2 separate regions of the Homo sapiens genome follow, and region 2 is linked to region 1. Evidence: read pairs that join two places in POLR2A ChIA-PET (ENCODE). Cell type or tissue: GM12878. All regions are shown on one strand. Region 1 overlaps CBLB (Cbl proto-oncogene B). Region 2 has its middle 76 kb from the start of CBLB.

What was found. ChIA-PET counts read pairs that join two places held together with the same protein. Peaks named below come from ENCODE experiments on the same cell type or tissue, not always from the same donor. Only the 100,000 strongest peaks of a DNase experiment are listed, where the experiment ranks them.
Region 2: POLR2A ChIA-PET joins it to region 1 with 7 read pairs; 3 of 35 experiments call an interaction of 5 or more read pairs at or near these places.

Annotation. Positions count from the first base shown.
Region 1 is chr3:105,825,324-105,830,323 of GRCh38, forward strand. The region is part of intron 3 of CBLB (Cbl proto-oncogene B); the gene reads right to left. Among named protein-coding and RNA genes, the nearest start is that of CBLB, 41 kb to the right of the region's middle. RefSeq lists a silencer at 3,631-3,680. In GM12878, no CTCF peak of the experiment used is centred here; DNase peaks (open chromatin) are centred at 1,988 and 3,578; H3K27ac peaks cover 2,368 bases.
Region 2 is chr3:105,942,240-105,947,239 of GRCh38, forward strand. No RefSeq gene overlaps it. Among named protein-coding and RNA genes, the nearest start is that of CBLB, 76 kb to the left of the region's middle. In GM12878, no CTCF peak of the experiment used is centred here; no DNase peak of the experiment used is centred here.

The DNA.
Region 1 (5,000 bases):
CTCCTTGTTTCCTCCGACTCTCAGATAGTGAGAAAAAGGAGGACCTGGGATGGAAAGAGAAAGAAGAGAAGGGGGGAAAGGAAGCGGAGAGGAAAGTAAAAAAACATTCAAAGCAAAATGTAAAAACTGTTTAGTTTTCCTGATATTTTATGTTCACTCTCTAATCCATATAGGAGAGGAGTCAGGCTCAGTAACTCATAATTGTCCTCTGTGACTACAGCAGTGCCAGGACAGAGTAGGCGCTCAACAAATATCACTGAAGGAACTGATGAATAAATAAATTAATGAATAAAAATTTGAGACTACAGTAGATTAACAATAGCAGATTTTACTGCCATGTATCTCTTGCCTCAGCTTTTAGAGTAAAAACAACTCCTCATTAAATTGTTTTAAAGGTACAAAGTGCTTTGCCATTAGTTGAAATTTTTGTCTGCTTTTGCCTGACTCTTCCTGATGAAAACATATAAAGGCTTGAATACAAAATAGCATGATATCACTATCACAGACTAATGTTAAGCATTCATTTTCCAGTACAATAAACAATGTACCAAAGATCGACCCCAATTTTTATACTCGTATTTCATTTCAAATCAGAACAGCATTTTTGAGAGTATTTTAATGACATACAAATTCCTAAAAATTAAACAAAATGAATTAGTAGATTAAATTCTTGAAAAGATAGCTTCAACTAAGCTCCTTAACAACAATTTCCTTGACTTTTGAAATTTAACGTCAAGCACACTGGAGTTTGAAATGGCTCCAGCATGACACGGCTCCAGCATGACAGCATGACATGGATCCAGCATGTCCCCAATTTTGTTTATGGGGACTCAAGTTAATTGTACAACTCATGTAGTGCTACAAAATAGTAGATACTTCAAAATAATCCATTAGCTTCTTGATCAGAGAAACGAACATACAAATATTTACCACATACACAAAATGCTCTATTAAGTCATTCATAAAGAAGTAATAAAACCATATAACAAGGCAGTATAAAACATGATCTCCATTTTGAAAAAAGATAAAATATTAAACAAGACATGCTATCCTAGAAACACTTTAGCTTTTTGGTATAAAATCCAACAAATTTCTTACTCCACTCTCCAGTCTTTGCCGTCAGACAAACTATATTAGACTAATCATTCATGTGCATTTTAAATGGTGCCACTTCACTGCTTAAGAATGCACAATGGTTTCTCGACAGCTTTTGTAAGATCAAATCTATATTCTTTAGCCCTCCATTATTTTGCCCCCAACTTCCATTCACCCTTTCATCCTCTTGTACCATTCTCTCAAATACTCTTCATAATATAAAGACTTACACTGACATCTACAAGGATGTACCTGCTGCTGGGGTCAGAAGATTGTGGAAGCCTTGGCAGAAAAGGCTTCTGAACATAAACAGAAAAGCAATGATACACATGATGCAAATGCACCCAGAAAATCCCATTACTGCTCCCAGGACCAGGAGACAGGGGATGTGGTATTAGAGGATTTTCTATGTTGGTATGAAAGGAAATGTTCCCTCAACTTTCTCATTCATATATAAAATGAATTTTAAAAAATAAATGAATCCCAGGCAAGAAAGACTATGTGTGTTCACTCCCTGGTTTTCTTCAAAATGCAAGATGCGTGGTATTTACATACACTTACAGCTATGCATAATGAATGTGATGGAATTTATTAGCACAGCCACAAATACAGGGCTTTGAAAGGAAACCAAGAGTAGGACATGAATTGTTCCTGTAATATAATATGGCGCTCCTTTCAATTTTTCCCCACCTAGAGCTTCACACATAGTTTACAACGATTCTGGCAAAGGTAGGGTATTTCAACACAATGAAACATAACTAAATAACTTGGAACCAAATGCTGTCATTCAGTGAAGCTATATTCCATCCCCAGAGTAAATGACGTAAGTAACCTTCTGGACTGAAAATGACAAACCAAACAATGCTTTCTGAAAATTTCTCATTCATCATTATGAAACTTTTTTTTTCCCTCGTACCCATCTCCCACACAGAAGTTGGTTCCCATAACACTCACAATTTCTTGTAAGTGTTATTACTTAGTCTAAAAGGTTGCAAAGCACAGGGCATTTTTCCATCCATTACAATATAAACTCATAAACTCCCCAAGCAAGTAACTGAATTTTACCAGTGTGTATGTGTGTGTGTGTGTGTTCAGAAGTAACGCCAGGAACCTGGTCTCTGTTAAGGTCCTTAAACTCCCATGGACTGGCCAGGGAGCACTTTACCAGCACTGGCCCAGACATTAGCCAAAGGCAGAAAGGGGAGGGAAAGACATGAGGGAGGAAGACAAAGAAAGGGAGGCAAAGCAGACACAAAAATTTAAGACAGGAAATTTAGATTATCAAGAGACAGCACTCTGTTTACGCCTCAAATGGGTCATACATCTAACAGTTACAGATAGTCACAAAATGGTTTAATACTGAATAACTGTAATATAAAAGCAGTATTAGCATGAATCCAGTGGTTGCTCTGAAAACAAGATATAGTTAATAATGTTTTATTTCACATGAAAATGCCTTCACATATTATGCAAATTTGAAACTTAAACCTCAAAAAAACACAGCAGAAATGGTGAATTCTGTCAGCATGGTAATGTATTTTATACACAGTTTTGGCTAAGTGTGACAGAATAATACTATCTGATGCTGATGTTTATTTCCTTCTCGCCTAAGCAAAGCAGCTCTAGTCTATGGAGAAGTCAAGGACTTAGGCTCCTTCTCCCATCCCTGTTCCATCACCCTCCTTCACATGGTTGAGATGACTCATAACCCTGTTCACATTCTAGCCAGCAGGGAGCAGGAAAAAGGGGAATGAGCGGGCATGTGGCTTCCCTTTAAGGGCATGATCTAGAAGCTGCACAGCTCACTTCTACTCACATCCAATTCATCAAAACTTGCTCACAGGGCCACATCAGCAACATGTGAACCCAGGAAATGCTATCTTTACTATGGATGGATAACAATGGGGAAATATATAATGATAGGAAAGGGACAAAATGGATTTTGGAGGCAATTAGCAATCTTTAATACAGATGTCAAAGGAAACGACAAAACAATTTTCATTAAATATTAAATGCTGTTTCACTGAGTGGACTAAACTAAGTTAGAATAAGATTTTTAATTTTTGTCTTTTCTTAAAGGAGAAAATATTAAGATAGACGCCAAAATACTTGAAAGTTAAGATTATATGAAATACTAAACATTTTCTAAACTAACAAAATAAGTATCTTTTCAAATTTTAGTTCCACACATTTTTTTAGCATAAAATAGAAAAGAAATAAATATGCACTAATAAGTTTAAATAATTTCACTCTTGACCCTAGGGCAAAATACTATCTTTCCTTGAGTCATATATTTGTAAGAGAGATGATTATACATAAAATATAAACTGAAATAATTTTACAAATAAACTTTATTTTTCAAACACAACCTACTCGATTTTAACAAGAAACTGTAGGTCTAAGGAGCTCAGCCCTGAGTCCAGAAAGGTCAAAGGAAGTTTTATACAACGTTCTCTTGGGACATTTCATGACATCACCTACAAAGACAGTTCAAGAAGGTGAGAAAACATTTTAACCACAGTGGAACAGAAGCTTCTAGGGAACCTCTATACCACATTTCTAGACCAGAATATTTAACATATATAATTTGCCACAATTCTTTTTAAGTTACAGTCTTTCTTCTTCCTAAATACAAAAAAAAAAAAATTCATTAACAATCAATTTTGTTTTTTTAATCCCCTGTCCTCCCATGTAATGAATGCTGATGAGATCCTGAAATATTCCCCAAAGTAATGAAAAAAAATTAAAAATGCCCAGTTCATATAGCTCCTAAAATATGCCTCCTTTTAGGAAATACAAGTTACTTTTCTAATCTGGTTTTGTAGCTTATGAAAAAAATAAACATTCTTGAATACACAGGTAAAATAAACGTAACGAATACTGTTTGTCTTTCCATAAAGATGTTTTGTCACAGTAAAGGCAAGAAGATCAACTCTCACACACAAAACTGCAGCTATCAGCTGGGTGTGGTGACTCATGCCTGTGATCTTGACGCTTTGGGAGGCCAAGGCAGGAGAAATGCCTGAGCCCAGGAGTTCAAGACCAGCCTAGGCAACATGGCGAGACCCTGTCTCTACAAAAAATTTAAAAATCAGCCAGGCATAGTGGCATGTACCTGTAGTCCCACCTACTTGGGAGCCTACTTGGAGACTGAGGCAGGAGGATGGCTCAACCTAGTAAGTACAGGCTGCAGTGAGCTGTGTTCATGCCACCACACCATAGCCAGAGCGACACAGCAAGACCGTCCCAAAAAAAAAAAAAAAAAAAAAAAAAAAAAAAAAAACCAAACTGCAGCTATCTTCATAATAATGGAGGAAGATTTCTTCCAAAATCAAATTTTTCTATTTTTCTTCTACATTATTATACTTTTGAAACATTTCTTTATATTTCTAGTTAATTATCCTACTGCAAGAGAAATTCTTGCTATTGAAAGCCATGATAAGAAGTGTAAATCATCTATTACATATATTTGAAGTGGTATCTTCAAATAGTTTTAATTTAAGGGGATATCTCATTTCATATGTAATTAGTCAGCACATGTATAAACCCAAGGATCCCAACTGTCAGATGTATTTTATTTGCTTCCCTTTTCACTAGAATTCTTACTCTGGGGAATTCCAATGCCTTAGGTGTTATAAATGAGAACAAAGAAGAAGGAGTGATGCAGAGTTATCACACTTTCTACCTCCTCCCCTGCCCCTGCCCCAGTAATGCATTGCTGCCAACATCAAAACATCTTGGAAGGCTGTCCAGGGTATCGTTACCTTACAAATCCCCATGAACCATGATGAGAAAAGCCTACTATTAATAAATAAATAAAGCCACGTAATAGGTGTCCAAAATTGCCTAATAAGATTGCCCATTGTTTATATGACAGACATTTAGATCCTTGTACTCTGTACTTA
Region 2 (5,000 bases), 120 kb after region 1:
TCTTAATATTAACTTGACCTGTAGACTCGGGTGTGCTAAAAGACTTGACTTTTTTGCCCTTCAACTTCACTTTTAGTAAAGAGGTACTAAGATTTACTTACATATATGTAATATTTTAATAAAGAAAAGGAAATTGAAGAAATTCATTGTGTGACAGCAGATATATTAGCAATAAATCCAGGATATAGTGAATCCTTGATGTGAACTTTAAAAAGTTATTCTTAATGTAAGTTTTTTCAACATTGGGTCATCATGTAAGGGACTACATAAATGTAAAAATGGAGTTGATATCAACCTGGAGCTGATATCCAATCCATTTTTTTCCTGGAACCAGATCCATAATCAGAACATATATATAAATCAGATGCTGGAAAGAGATCATTATTGTGATATTTGAATACTTTCTGGGTGCAAAGAAAAGTGTAAACATCCTCAGTGAGCAGTAAACTATGGGAGGGACAGAGTTTTGCTTTTAAAGATCTTATGGGTTTAAGAAATAAGTATTGGCTGGGCACGGTGGCTCATGCCTGTAATCCCAGCACTTTGGGAGGCCAAGGTGGGCAGATCACCTGAGGTCAGGAGTTCGAGGCCAGACTGGCGAACATGGTGAAACCCCGTCTCTACTAAAAATACAAAAATTAGCCAGGTATGGTAGTACGTGCCTGTAGTCTCAGGTACTCCGGAGGCTGAGGCAGGAGAATTGCTTGAACCCGGGAGGCGGAGACTGCAGTGAGCCGAGATGGCACCACTGCACTCCAGCCTGGGCTACAGAGTGAGACTCTGTCTCAAAAAAAAAAAAAAAGAAAGAAAGAAAAGAAATAAGTATTACTAGCCAGGTGCAGTGGCTCACCCCTGTAATCCCAGCCATTTGGGAGGCCAAAGTGAGTGGATCATCTGATGTCAAGAGTTCAAAGTCATCCTGGCCAACATGGTGAAACACCGTCTCTACTAAAAATACAAAAATTAGCCAAAAATTAGCTCAGCGTGGTGGCAGGCGCCTGTAATCCCAGCTACTTGGGAGGCTGAGACAGGAGAATCGCTTGAACCCGGAGGTGGAGGTTGCAGGAAGCCAAGATCACACCATCACACTCCAGCCTGGGCAACAAGAGTGAAACTCCATCTCAAAAAAAAAAAAAAGAAAAAGAAATAAGTATTACTATAAAAATATTTTAGTATTGCTACCAAAAAAAAAAAAAAAACCTGTAAACTCAGTAGAAGGAAAAAAAAGAAGAAAGGAGGAAGAAGAGGGAGAGAACAATTCCTATTATCATTGCACATTTTTGGAATCAAGCAGACATGGGTTGGAAAACCCAAATCCACCATTTTCTAATTGGTTAAATTTAAACCTGGATCTCAGCATCCTCATCTATAAAATAAGAATAATCATAATATCTACTTGAAAATGGAAAAGAGTTTTTCAAACTGTCAAGTGTTAAAATAGTTGTTATTTTGTTGTAATTATTTTGAAACTGCAATTCTATTCTTTCTAACTTATTTTAGTAAGTTATTAACTTCAATCATTGAAACCTAGTATTGGAATTATTGTCAGGCGAACTAGTACACATGACGTCTTTGTGCATATTCCAGAAAGGTGCCCCTCTCAGTAGATCTTAATACTGTGGGGAGAAAGTTGGCAAATACAGAGCATCTTTGTCTGATTCTAGGCCCTCATGACCAGAAAGCCTGGAATTACTTTGCAGGTTGACAATGGTTGAAATTTCAGGATCCATTCACTTCATTGGCTATGTTTTTATGCAGAACAAAACCTGAATTGTGGGCTGGTCTTCGGTTGGAAGACTTTTTGGAGGGCATATAGTGGAGGTTTTTTTTTTCCCTCCTCCAGAGAGCATGTGTAAAATAAGGGACTCATTCATTATGCAGCAAATGTTGTTTGTTATTGGCTTGCTGTATATTCACCTTTAACTTCCAAACATCAGTCTTACATTCCCTCCTCTCAAGTCACAGGATATATTTCCATACGGCAACTCCTAAATTGAAATTTACAGTCAGGTTTTCACTAGGAGTTGGATGGTGGACTTGACTGGTGTCCTTTTTTTTTTTTTTTTTTTAATTTCTAACAGAACTCTCAATTTTGCTTAAATATGCATTATCTTTCTCATATATGGTTATACCTCAAAGGAACATCACCCCTCATATATATAAAGTTATTCTTAACTGGTTATTAGTTCCAGAGTGTTGTGGCTAGTGTAGGACTTGCTGCATTCCTTTGTAAGTGATGAAGCAAGGAATGGCAATGAGACACAATTCTGACCAGTGCAGTCACAATAGAAATATTTTGGATAAAGTTTTACCTCTCTTTCATTAGAGAGCCATAGGAAGACTGTTGGATGTCTTCTCTGGGTTTAATGCTTTTATCCATCATTATCTGAAGGCTACTTTAATTCTGAGCTTCCTATTAAAAAAAAATACAATTTCTTATAGTTCACACCAGTCTGAGTAGGAGTTTCTGTCACTTGGACCCAAGAACTTTATAACTGACGAGCATACACTTGTCTCAAGGCAAGGTAGCCTCAGTGTTTTTCCTTTTCAGGTTTCTTCATGTGCTTTTCTTCCTGACCTAGCTTGTCCCAGTCAACCTCTTCTGATGCTTTTTAACATGTTGAAGGCGAGAGTTGAAAGCAACACTTCCTTATGGCATGTCCAGTGCAGAGCATTCTACTGACTCATGTTGAATTCATGTTGACACAAATCCTATGACATTTTCGGGCACTCCCCAGGGATACCACATCCCCTTCATCCTGTAATAGTGCAGTCATTTGGTGGTTTGTTTAGCTAAAGTGTATATTTTTAAAAAATCATCTTTATTTTATTTCATCTGGTTAGATTTAGTCCATCACTTTATCCAGTTGAAAGAGTATGGAAATCCTTCTTGGAAAACTATGCATTTGTTTTCTCTTTCTTGTTAATCACCCTTAATTAAGTTAAATAAGTCTTTTATATCTTTGTAGATAAAAATTTTGATCCAGAAAGGACTGAAATGAAATTACTGAATCAAGTCATTAAAAAACTCTTCTGATTGAGTTTGATCAACCAGTAAACTCTTTTCATGAACTTTCACAACCACTTAAAAATGACCTGAAGTGTATGATTTGGCCCATGGTCTATCCTACCTTCTACAAATACTGGTATTGTTTTTCTCTTATCAAAAAGAGGTGTATTTTTTTTCTTTTTAGCATTAGAATTTATTTTTACTATCTTTTTAGTTTTAAAATATAAATAGTTTCATTTGCCATTTCTCAGTCTTAATGAACACATTTTGATCTTTACTGACCACTTTTTTTTTTAATAAACCATCTACAATTTTTCCTAGAATGAATATAACATACGTAGCCTATTGTTAATGCAAAACCAAATTTCCCATTATTCTGGAAATCTATTGAGAAACCATTTATCTGACTCTAGCCATTAGATACCAGATAGCTGTTCCATTATTCTTCATAGATCATTGCGAGAGGTCTAGTGATCTCATTGGTATGTAGTTTTATTTTCCTGAAAGGTAATTAATCTTGGCCAAGGAGCTAAAAGTCTAAATCTAGAGTGTCTAGATGCTTTGCAGGTATCTTGGATTTAAATACTCTTGTTCTCATGTATGTTCTATCATCTCCACTCTGAAAAATGATTTCTTTTGATGGAACAGATAGTAAAATACTGTATAGTGATTAAAAATATGGGTTCTATAGTTAGGCTACTTGAGTTCAAACCCTGGCTCTGACGCTTTCTAACTGTGTGACTGTGGACACGATATACAACCTCTATTAATTTCAATATTCCCATTTGTGAGAAAAGGAATGATAACAATATCCATATCATGGTGGGTTTTTTTTTTTTAGGTTAAATGAAATAATCTGCCTACAAGTACTTAGTTTGATACCTGACACATGGAGATCAACTCAGTAAAGTGTAGTTTATACAGCGAAGATAAAAGAAGAGATACAGGGTTTTACATTCTAGTTATTGTAACTAACATTGCTGCTTTAAGTGACAGATCTGTGTTTTCTTATTCTTCTTGCACCAAGCAAGTATTTAAGAAAAGTCCTTTTGTCATCCTTAATATTTCTCACTAGTTGCAGTTTATTCTTGGCACTGTCTTACATTTTTCTTAGAGGCTTTGTCTTGCTCATTCTGGTGCGTCCTGCACCCATCTTGTGTATGTTTACAGACATTGCAATTTATCATGCTGTCTTTTTTATCTTTCTCTCCTCTTTTCTCTCATAAAGAGATATTTGCAGTTAATAGTCATAATTTTATTGGTTAGCATAAACTTTTCTCCTTGAATCAGGCATGGACATCAGCCCCTAACTTTTGGAAAAGTGCTTCCCTAAAGTAGGCACCTATTCTATGCCCAGTATTCCTCTTATTTTTAAGTGAACAACTTTGCATTTTCCTGTGGTTTCTATTTCTGTCAGAGATGGAACAGTTCCTCATGATTGGTTTGAATTAGGCCTAGAGTTCCTTTTGTCACTCAAAACATCCATCTTGTGAAGAACAAAATTGCCCACAAAGTGCTTTGAGAATTTATCAGACGTGGATTTTAGCCAAATTAAAACCGTATTTTTCCAGAAGGTAAGGTCCCTTCCCTCTGTCAGCAGCAATTCCATTCCTATTTAACAAAGAAAACTTTCATTACTGTTCTAGGAATGAGTGTTATCCCTTCAAGTTCTAGAGAGATTAGTGTTTGGATACGTTGTGTCTCAGGATTAGAATCTGGTTTTCTATTTGCTCATTATTTCCTTTTTTTGCTTCATCATTCAGGTTTCTGGGACCATAAAGTTTGTTTATAATTATCTTTTCTGTCTTTCTGTTTCCTCTTATAAAATGCTTTATTTTTATTTTTTTGTCATAAGTCCTCCATAGTAATAGTTTTTATTGTATGAGTTTAGCATTTATCTTACTCTCTCACCTTTTTTATGTAAGGAGGCTGATTTTTAAAGTAAGAATAGCAAATAATTTAATGCAAGGCATTCCCCCATAATATATTG